Regions from separate parts of the Homo sapiens genome. Here region 1 is linked to region 2. A link is an interaction called in ENCODE POLR2A ChIA-PET data of the cell type or tissue named here. Cell type or tissue: OCI-LY7. All regions are shown on one strand. Links, peaks and the distances in the headings refer to the core of each region. The heading gives the core; the rest is flanking DNA.

Region 1 (5,388 bases), core at 67-5,066, 1.0 Mb after region 2:
GGATGGATGGAAGGATAGATGAAGGAAGGAATGGAGGGACAGATGAATGGATTAAGGGATAAATGGATGGAGGGAGGGATGGATGGAGGGATAGATGGATGAAGGAATGGAGGGATGGATGAATGGATTAAGGGATGGATGGAGGAATGGATGAATGGAGGGATGGATGGAAGGAGGGATAGATGAATAAAGGAATGGAGGGATGGATGAATGGATTAAGGAGGAATGGATGGAGGAAGGGATGGATGGAGGGAGGGATGGATGGAGGGAGGGATGGATGAAGGGAGGGATGGATGGAGGGATAGATGGATGAAGGAACGGAGGGATGGATGAATGGATTAAGGGATGAATGGATGGATGAAGGAATGGAGGATTGAATGAATGGATTGATGGATGGATGGGCAGAAGTATATGCCTTTATTGTTTTCAAGGCTAATGGTTGATCCCATTCTAGTGAATTTACCTGCCTCGACCCCCCAGTAAACAGTAAGGAAATGTCCAGTCTCACAGACTCTATTCCCATACTTTCTAGGTTCCAAAAATGGACTTCTCAGAGGAGTCTTGGAAAACCTTCTAGGGATGGTGTCAAAACACCCAAATGAGAAGGAGAAAATGAAGCCAAATCAGTTATTTTTAATCATATTAATTAAAATCTATAAGTAGTTTATCAATTTTATGGGCTCTTACAAATAGAATGGAAACAAGACATTATTTAGATTCACCCCTTTCATGTTGCAATGAGGAATGAGGAGACTAGGAAGGACAATTTTATTTTCCAAGCTTACAAATGAAAAGGGACAGAAGCAGGGCTGCAGAGCAGCTGTGAGCATTCAGTCAATGAATATTTTTATTATTTCTAAGAGAGAAACATAGTAGGACCCCTTTCCCCCAAGTGGTAATTGATATTGCTGGATTATTATGATTTTGTGGTATACCCTGAAGATACTCTTTGCACTTGTATTTGTATACCATGTTGCCTTAAAGAAGCCAAAAACATGGGATGCATCCCTTTAAAAAAAGTCCTTAATGTCATAGAAACAAAAGAATTTCCCAAACTACTTCTGCTCCAACCCAGCTTAGCATCCCCGATGCTTTTCTGTTTGGATTTGTTGGTTAGGAAAACAAACCCCAGCTACTACAGCATAGCACAGAATATTCCACCGGGGTTCCCCAGCCTCCGCGCGACTGACATTTGGGGCCAGGTGATTCTCTGCTGTGGGGCTGCCCTGTGCATTACGGGATGTTTAGCAGCATCTCTGGTCTCTACCCCACAAGCTGACAGTAAAAGCTCCCATCTGTTTTGACAACCAAAAATGACTCTGCAAATTGCAAAATGCCGGCCTGGGTTGGGGAGCTGGGGCAGTACAGGATCATTCCTGGTTGAGACAACGACAATCCAAAGCCCTCAGTGTCTCCAATAAAACAAGCAAAAGAGATTTTTATAGACAGATACACACAGTACTACTCTCCAGGGGTATTCAGGGGACATGACTTCACGGACGTCCCTGGATGCAGGGGAGAGGAAAAAGATCTTGGATAAGCAATAAAACCCATGTCACCTGTGATGGGTCACAGAAGTCAGCTCTGGGTTCTCCCGACCCACAGCTTTAAGAACTACAAGCAAGAACACGTAGGTCCGTGAGATAGACCCTTCCCCCAAAATTGGCCTGGCTTTTTAAGCCATAGTAAATAGAAAAGAAGAGGACAGAGACTTTGCAATCCTTTATCTTCATCAGACCCATGAACAGGAAAGAAGGAGGAAGAAAAATGACTGCTTTGACTCTTTGGGTAACTTAAAACGTCAGTGTGTTGCCAATTATGGCAGCTGTAGTTGCTTTATCTTTTGGGGACACTAGCAGCTCATGAAATGTGAATTTTAATTTAGCAGTCGGAGTTCAGATGGCTGGTTCAACAATGTTTAGAAGCTCCTGAAAGATAGTCACTAATTAATGAACATTAAGCCCTAGTTTCTAAGACATTTGAAACAAAGCAGGACAATGCTCCCGTCTCTGTATACTTCAGGGACTGATCTAAAGAACTAGAGGGGAGAAAGCTGACAGTGAGCACAGAGGCTCATTCCTCTCTTGAACTCCATGATTCACCAGTTCACCAAATGGGGGGGATATTTTTTAAAGTACAACTTTTATTCTGAGAAAAAATTCTCACTCGAGGAGTCATTTATGTATGTGCTATTTAGTAATATAAATGTGAGTGTTAGCATCTTACTAATCAAATGGAAAATTGTTTCGTTCTAACGGTTTTGAAACTTCCCCATCCCTCAAACAAATAGTACCCATTACTTTAAACACCTCAGTGTCTAGTAATTGTTCAAAAATGTGTCAGACTACCAGTAATTTAAGTCCTGTCAAAAATAAATCTCAGACACTCACTTCTTCCAGTCAGTGACTTGAAGAACACGCCCACATGTCAATTACCGGAAGCTGTAGCAATGTTTCTTTGTTCTGAATTTGTGTAAACAGAAAAAGGCTCTTCCTCAGTAACAACCGTTTTCTGAAACCTATATAAATGTTTATGTGAACCTCTCTGCAACAACACCTAACAGAAACAATAAAAGCCACTACATTGGTAAATACACACACACATACACACACATTCATACACACACACATCACTGTATGTGCCTCTTGGTAATCAATGTTTAAGTGTGAAGGAGTAATGTATTGACTTGTGAATTACTCTTTTCGCAGAGGCCTGACCCCAAAGCATTTACATTTTAAATTGTAAATAAAAATGATCTACATTTTTAGAGGGTCACAGTCACTGGCTCCTTTCCCTATTATCCGAAAGAGATTGCTTCACAGATAATTTCGAAAGCGCAGGTAAATAAATGAGTAGAAAAACTGTGACTATAAAACAGAAATAGTTCACAAAATTGGCAGCTAATTAAGATAGGCTATTAGACAGGGTTTCTCTGTGTAAAATTGTTCTCCATGAGTAAGACTGATAAATCTTGTGGATTCTCTCAGTCCTTACTGTAATGCATATATGGTTATAAATAGCTGTAAATCAAGCTTTAGATGAGGAGTGCTAGTGATTTTCTAAGGTTCACATTTCTTATATAACAGTATTTTTATTGGAAAAGATTGTAATCATTTAATCATAAAATCATGAATACCCTGTAATGTTGTTCTAAGGTCTTTCATGAAGTTTTTCTTGCTAAATAAGATGACTGAATTTCAACAAAAGAAGAAAAGACAAATAATTTTGGTTTACCTGACATTCATTATTCCCTTCTCCCCTCCCTGGCTCAGAGGTGCATACTAAAAAATAAATCTAGCTATAAACAATACATAGATGGATAGTGTAAAGATGTTGGAACGGGACCCTAAGTGGTCCTCTTTCCAGGGGTAAATTAGAATAAGCTGATTTTCATTAAGCAAGAACAGATCAATATTTCATTATTAACATGGTGACAATTGCATGTTAATAAGAAGTCATCTTTTTTTCAAGCATCCAACTGTCAAACCCACTGTATTAATGGCTCCCCTCATCCAGTGGCGTCTCTTTGCTTTTCCTCTCGTTATATGGAAACTTGAGCGTGTGTGTGTGTGTGTGTGTGTGTGTGTGTGTGTGTGTGTGTGTGTGTATCAAAGCATTGACCTTTTGCTAGGCAGGATTAGGGAACACCTCCTAATGTTTCCCTCAGGAAACAAGGGATTTTGTTAACCCGTTTCCCCTTAGGTTTCTCTTCCCCAGAATACTCCCATCAACTTGTTTGTCACTCGGATTTAGATAATGATTCTGTTTTGGTAGATGGTAGTTTTACCGATAAAGTAAAACCTCGATATTTTTTTCTTTCAGGAAGGAAGATAATAGGATAAATCATTAATTAAAGGGGCTGCATACGGGACAGATGGAATTCTAACCATGTGGACACCTCCCCCAACGGTGGAGGGGTAAAAAGCACCATAAATCACTCACGGTCCAGCAGTCTTCAGTAGGGCCCATCTTGCCCCCTACAAGTAATGATAAACAACATATACTTCCAGTGCAGCCCACTGGGTATTCTAAAGTAGGTGAACTATGAGATAACACATTTATCCTTCTTGGGAAGGTATCTCTTCATATTTCACATGGCGCAGAGAAAGCAGACCCAACTGAATGACAACTAATGAGGATTAATGCATTATTCCACAGAGGATTATGGGCTCTTCTCGTTTGTGCAGTGGTTAAATAATAACAAAATCAGATAAAATGGCTCCTGGTGCTTCCCTGAACTGTAAACCTAACACTCGACACAGTTGTTTTTCTTTTCCTTTCCTTTCTCTTCTATTCTACCTTTTTTTTTATTTTAAGAAAAACGGGGTTCTTAGGTGTTCAACTTCTAAATCCAGTTCTCACAGTCATTGCCTCAGTTCTTTATGGAAAAAAAAAACAACAGAAAATCTCTAATAGATTCCTCTGCAAAGCCAAAATTAAGTTGCAGCGTGCTAAAATCCAAAGAGTGCATGAAAAGGACCATTTTTCTTAAGATTAAAAGTCATATGGGTGTCCTATGGGACTTAACCAACCATACTGTAATCTAATTTAGCATTTATGAAATCTTATACTTATTCATTTAATAATTACTTATTAAGCACCTACTCTGGCCAGAGACCCCTTGCTGGGACCTTACACTGGTGTGATTGTTATGACTTAAATAGTCACACAAATACATTCTTGATTGCCAAGTGTGGTCAGTGCCATGGAAGAGCTATAGGAGATGGCAAAGCAACTAGACTCGGTGTGGGGGCTTAAGGCAGATTCTGCCAGAAAAGTAACGCAGTAGGGAATAAGGAGAGGAAGACAATTCAGGAAGAATGCATAGCTTGCAAAAAAATTTCCTAAAGTGGGAAGTGGCACAGCAATTCAAAAAACAGAGAAGTCCAGTGGAGTTTGGAGTATGAAAGTATTATGAGAAGGACAACAACAAAACTTGAAGCCAAAGAGACAAGCAGGACTCGGGATCCATAGACTGGTGTGGGTGATGGTAAAGTGTTGGAATTTACCTGAATAAACCCAGGGTTATGGGTTAAACTGTGTCCCCTGAAAAGAAAAGTTGAAGTTCTAACCCCTGGTACCCGTGAATATGACGTTATTCAGAAGAAGGGTCTTTGCAGGTGTAATCAGCTTAAGATGACGTCTTTAGGATTGGTCCTTGTCCAGTGACTGGTGTTCTTAAAAATCAAAGGAAATTTGGACACAGACACCAAAAGAGGGGATGCCACCTGACAACACGGACGCACAGGGGAAGGGAGCCATGTAACAACAGACACAGAGATTAGAGTGATGTGTCTACAAGCCAAGGATTGCTGGCCACAACCAGAAACTGGAAGAGGCAAGGAAGGGTCCTCCCCAGAGCCTTCAGTGGGAGCAATGCCATGCCAA
Region 2 (5,388 bases), core at 121-5,120:
CCTCACGGAAGACCATCCAGTTGAACAGGAATTTGGCGACATGTATCAAATGCCTCTAAAATGTGACTACCGTTTGATCCAATACTTTAACATCTGGAAAATGCTTCTAAGGGAGAAGTCTAGGAAATCTGTCATGTTTATAATAGCAGAAGGTGTCAAACACTTAAATACCCAATATGGCCAGGGAGTTAATTCATCTCAGGTACTTAAACCCCTCAACCCCTATTTTAAATTTATTTGTGACATCTATGATGGAAAAAAAAAATTCCGGCTTTCGAAACAGTATTTCACAATGAGTAATATAGGTATGATATTGATACGGAAGGAAAGAAATACCAAAAGAGGATATTTCTTAGTGACAGGATTATAGATTATTATTTTAAATTTTATCCTCTGTGTGTTTTATAATAAATTTGTAATGAAAAAATAAAAAGCAGTTTTCAAAGTCTGGTTCTCAGAACACTTTGCACTGTTAAAAATTATGTAAGATCTCAAAGAATTTTTATGTGGATTGAGCGATACCTATTTACCACATTAAAAATTAAAACTAAGAATTTTAAAAATTTATATAATTTCATCTCAAAGAAATAAATCCCTTCCATTTTAACATAAATAACATTTTTATGAAAAATGATTTTTTTCTAAAAATTTTTCAACGAAACTATTTGTTTTGTTCCAAAACACAACAGGGCAAAAATAATGGTAGTTTTACATTTTTGCAAGTCTCTTTACTGTCTGCCTTAATAGAAGACAGCTGGATTCTTGTATCTGCTTCTGCATTCAGTCTGTTGCCATATGTTGTTTTGGTTGAAGCACACAAAGCAACTCCAGCCTCTTGCAGGTCTGTAGCTGGAAAAGGGAGAAGTATTTGAACAGCCTTTTTGGGTAATTGCAGGTAGTTTCTACACCACCACCAAAACCTGGCAAGTGATAGTTGCTCAAAGTTGGTTGCAGTGTGGAATCTGAAACCTATCACTGAACTTCTTTTTTTTTTATTTTTATTTTTTTTGTTTTTTGGTTTTTTTTTAGATGGAGTCTCGCTCTGTCGCACAGGCTGGAGTGCAGTGGCGCGATCTAGGCTCACTGAAACCTCCGCCTCCCGGGTTCAAGCAATTCTCCTGCCTCAGCCTCCTGAGTAGCTGGGATTACAGGCGTGTGCCACCACTCCTGGCTAATTTTTGTATTTTTAGTAGAGACAGGGTTTCATCATGTTGGCCAGGCTGGTCTTGAACTCTTGACCTCAGGTGATCTGCCCGCCTCGGTTGGGATTACAGGCGTCAGCCACTGTGCCCTGCCTGTATTGACATTCTTGAGCTCAGAAAACTCAGATTATTGTTGGACTCCTTCTACTCTTCCCTCCTTACACTCACTTCCATTGCCTACTTCCCCCACAAGAACCTTAGTAGGTGAATATTATTATCCCCATTTTGCAGCTGAAGAATCTGAGGTTCAGAGAGAAGTAGGTTACTTGAGGACACAAGGCAAAGCCAAGAGTTCAGACCAGGTGAGCGGGGCTGACTCCAAGTTCAATGTTCTTTCCACAGCTTTCTTTGTCTGGCTTCTGTCCAGACTCTTAGAGTTTAGTTGTTATGTCACCACCTGTATTTTTTTAAATAAAGTTTTATTGAAACACAGCCACATCCATTTAAACTTTGCCTTTGACTGCTTTCACACTACAATGGCAGAATTGTAGTGTGAAACAGAGACCATTTGGCCCACAAAGCCTAAAATATTTGCTATCTGGATCTTTCCAGAAAAAGTTTGTTGACTCCTGACCTAAGCCAATTACAGCAATCCTACTACCCTTTGCAGGGACTGGTTTGCGAATGGGAGTGGTGAGATCCAGTTCTGACAAGTGAGGCATGAAGAGAAGTCGATTACTCTGTCTGAGGCCTTCTCAAAAGCTTTTTCTCCCAGAAGGAAAAAAAAAGTTTCTATTTTTTCTTTTCTTTCTTTCTTTTCTTTTTTTTTTTTTTTCAACAATATCTGGGAAGGAAAGGTCTTTTGTGTCTATCCCTGCTCCGTGCAGCTGAAGTTAGGGGGAGACTGTGGTTCTAGAGCTGAGGTGGTCTTCTTGCTTTGATGAGATGAATACCTGAGTCTGGCAGAGGAGAAAATCAGAAAGAACCTGAGTTTCAAAGACACTGTTGAGCGGCTGCACCAGCCCCGGAAGCACCTTCCTGTGGATTTCCTGTTAATTAAACCGGAAATGCTCTTTTGGTCTAAGCTGCTGTCCATCACGTTTCCTGCTACTTGTGGCTAAATGCATCCTCTGTGGCTTGCCTGCCACCATTCCCTTCCCTCTAGTCCACCCTCAGCAATGCCCCCAACTTAGGGATGGCAAATTTACCAAATACAAGTACAGCACACCCAGTTAAATTTGAATTTCAAGTATATTTGAATTTCAACAATAATGAATAATTGTTTTTGTATAAGTATGTCCAATATTGTACATGAAACATACTTATGCTATGCTTATGCAGTATTTGAGACATACTTAGAGTAAAAAAATTATTTATTGTTGAATCTGGAATTCAAATTTAACTGGACTTGTATTTTTTATTGTGATAGAATATAAGGAACATAAAATTTATCTTTTTAACCATTTTAAATATACGTCTTAGTGGTATTAGGCACATTCTAAATACTGTGCAACTATCACTATTATCCATTTCCAGAACTTTTTCATCTTCCCAAACTAAACTCTGTACCCGTTAAACAGTAAGTTCCCATTCCCCTTCTGTCAGCCCCTGACAACCAACATTCTATTTTCTTTCTCTATGAATTTAAGTCTTCTCATATAAGTGGAATTATACAATATTTTTCTTTTTGTGTCTGATTCATTTCACTTAGCATAGTGTCTTCAGGGTTCATCCGTGCTATAGCTGTGTCATAATTTCATTATTTTATCAAGCAACACTACCCCAAATTCCTCACAGTGTCAGTATATTTGGTGACCCTTCAGGATAAAGCCCAGACCCCTAGCATGATACCCAAGCTCTTTCCCTGGCCACATTCATAGCCTTATTCTCAATAAAAATAATACTAAGTATTGCAATAATATCCTATATTCCAACTACTGGGCACCTGCTGATCCCAGAGCGTATGATGTATTTCCCTGCCTCTTTTCTCTCTCTGGAATTTCTATCATCCATACTCCAAGCCTCCTATCCTTGCCAATTTTCAGCTTTCCAGAGGAAGTGCACCCCCTGCAAAGTGGCTACCAAACTTTCACCCATCCTTCTACCCCAGTGGTTCTCAACGGGAAAGCTTTTGCCCCCTAGGAGTCATTTGGCAATGTCCAGAGACATCTTTTCTCATGGCAACTGGAGACATGCTCCTGGCACCTATGGGTAGAGACCAGGAATGCTCCAAACACCCTACGATGCACAGGACAGCCCCTACAGCACCGAAGATCCAGCCCCACATGGCAGTAGTGCAGAGGTGGGGAGACCTTGCTCTGCCTCAACCACCACCCTTGGCTTCTTCCTTTCTATATTACTTTTTTTATACTCCAATAATACTAATAATGATGAAAAACAGCAGTTACCTTCTGCTGCTGTACATCACAAGTTATGTACCAGGCTGTGTGCTAGACATTTCCCATACATTAAACGTCCCATCCCTATTTGGCAGTGAGAAAACAGTTCCAGGGAGCTTAAGGAATTTGCCCACATTCACATGGCATAGCTGAAGCAGAGCTGAGATCTAAACCTAAGACTGATATGGCAGGTACCATATTGTATTCAACATGCCATGAGCCATTGAGGCAACATTGACGTTGGGCTGGCATTCAGGTAGGCACTTAGGTTACAAATATAAATAAGACACAATTTTCGCAATAAAAGAAGGGTGCCCCGAGGTCAAGAGATCAAGACCATTCTGGCCAACATGGTGAAACCCCATCTCTACTAAAAATACAAAAATTAGCTGGGCGTGGTGGTGCACACCTATAGTCCCAGCTACTCGGGAGGCTGAGGCAGGAGAATCGCTTGAACCCGGGAGGTAAAGGTTACAGTGAGCCAAGATTGCACCGCTGCACTCCAGCTTGGTGACAGAGCAAGACTCCGTCTCAAAAAAAAAAAGAGGGGTGCCCAATAGTGGTGACGAAAATTAATCTCTCTGAATATATGGCTGCATCATGGTTGTACACATCTCTGTAGACTCAATGATAGCCAATTACAGTAATAACCGGTATTTCTGGTTGAGCCCTTAGTGTTTGTCAGCATCTGGGCTTGGTGTTTTCATTCCTCATGCCATTTTATCTTCAAAACAATCCTCAGGAGAGATGTTATTGTTTCTATTTTAGAGTAAGAAGATTTTGCACAACTTGATTTTGCACATGCTTGATTTTGCACAGCACAGAAGTATGAGCCAGAGTTCAAACTGGGGTGTAATTCCAAGGCCTTCTCTTAACCACTGTGCTCATCACTGGCCCCCTCACAGAGGTCAGTAAACAGCATATCATGATGGAGAACATGGTTTGAATCAGGGGAAATGGCAGGTATGGTCTTTGCCGATGACAGCAGTAAACCCCCATCCTATCTCCAGGGACAGGGATAGAGGTGAATACAAAACTGTGTTCTGTTTATTGCATGATATTCTCACACTTCAACTAGATTAGGAGGATTAGACTCTCTCCATGCACTACACTGGATGCATTCTCCATGAGAAAGCATCCAACGTAGTTCTCAAAATGTTGTGTAAGTTTTAAAATATGACCTAAAGAATCAGAGATTTGAAACAGAGATGCATGGTCAAGTAATCCACATTCAATGCAGTTTGCATGGGGTTTCTAGATTATTTGTGAGTTTTGTTACTATTTTTTATTTTCCTTTAATTATGTTGATATGTTTATGCATGTGTGTGCATATATATTACATATGCATGTGTAAATTTAGTTGTTAAGAGTGCAGGTCCTGAGGTCAGATGCTATGTGTTTAAATCCCAACCCTATCCTTAGTGACTGTGTCATTTTATTAAGCATACTGGGTGCCAGGCACTGTGCTAAGCATTTTCTGTGAATTATCTCATTTAATTCCCACACCAACTCTATAACTTGGGTGCTGCCAATAGAACCATTTTTAGGTCATAAAACGAAAGCACAGAAAGGGCAAACAACCTCCTCAAGGTCACACAGTGAATCAACTGTGAAACCAAAATTCTGTCTCAGGCTGAGTGATGCCAGACCCTGGGTTCCTAACCAAGACTGACCCTGAGTTTAGTCTTGAGAGATCTGCCCCCAGTGTTAGCCCATGGCTTAATTTAGCATAAGACATTGGTCTTCATTGAAACTGTTTCCTCCTCAGGCAAATAGATACTTCTTATGTCATAGGATTATAGTAAGGAGCATATCAGATAAAGCACAAGAAAGTGATCTGAAAAATG

Evidence for each region. Peaks named below come from ENCODE experiments on the same cell type or tissue, not always from the same donor. Only the 100,000 strongest peaks of a DNase experiment are listed, where the experiment ranks them.
Region 1: POLR2A ChIA-PET joins it to region 2 with 7 read pairs; 1 of 35 experiments calls an interaction of 5 or more read pairs at or near these places.

What each region holds. Positions count from the first base shown.
Region 1 is chr20:53,067,882-53,073,269 of GRCh38, reverse strand. The region is part of intron 1 of TSHZ2 (teashirt zinc finger homeobox 2); the gene reads right to left. Among named protein-coding and RNA genes, the nearest start is that of TSHZ2, 98 kb to the right of the region's middle. In OCI-LY7, for the core only: no CTCF peak of the experiment used is centred there; a DNase peak (open chromatin) is centred at 2,419; H3K4me3 peaks cover 399 bases.
Region 2 is chr20:54,075,314-54,080,701 of GRCh38, reverse strand. No RefSeq gene overlaps it. Among named protein-coding and RNA genes, the nearest start is that of BCAS1, 7.4 kb to the right of the region's middle. RefSeq lists a silencer at 938-997. In OCI-LY7, for the core only: no CTCF peak of the experiment used is centred there; a DNase peak (open chromatin) is centred at 2,181; H3K4me3 peaks cover 1,104 bases; H3K27ac peaks cover 773 bases.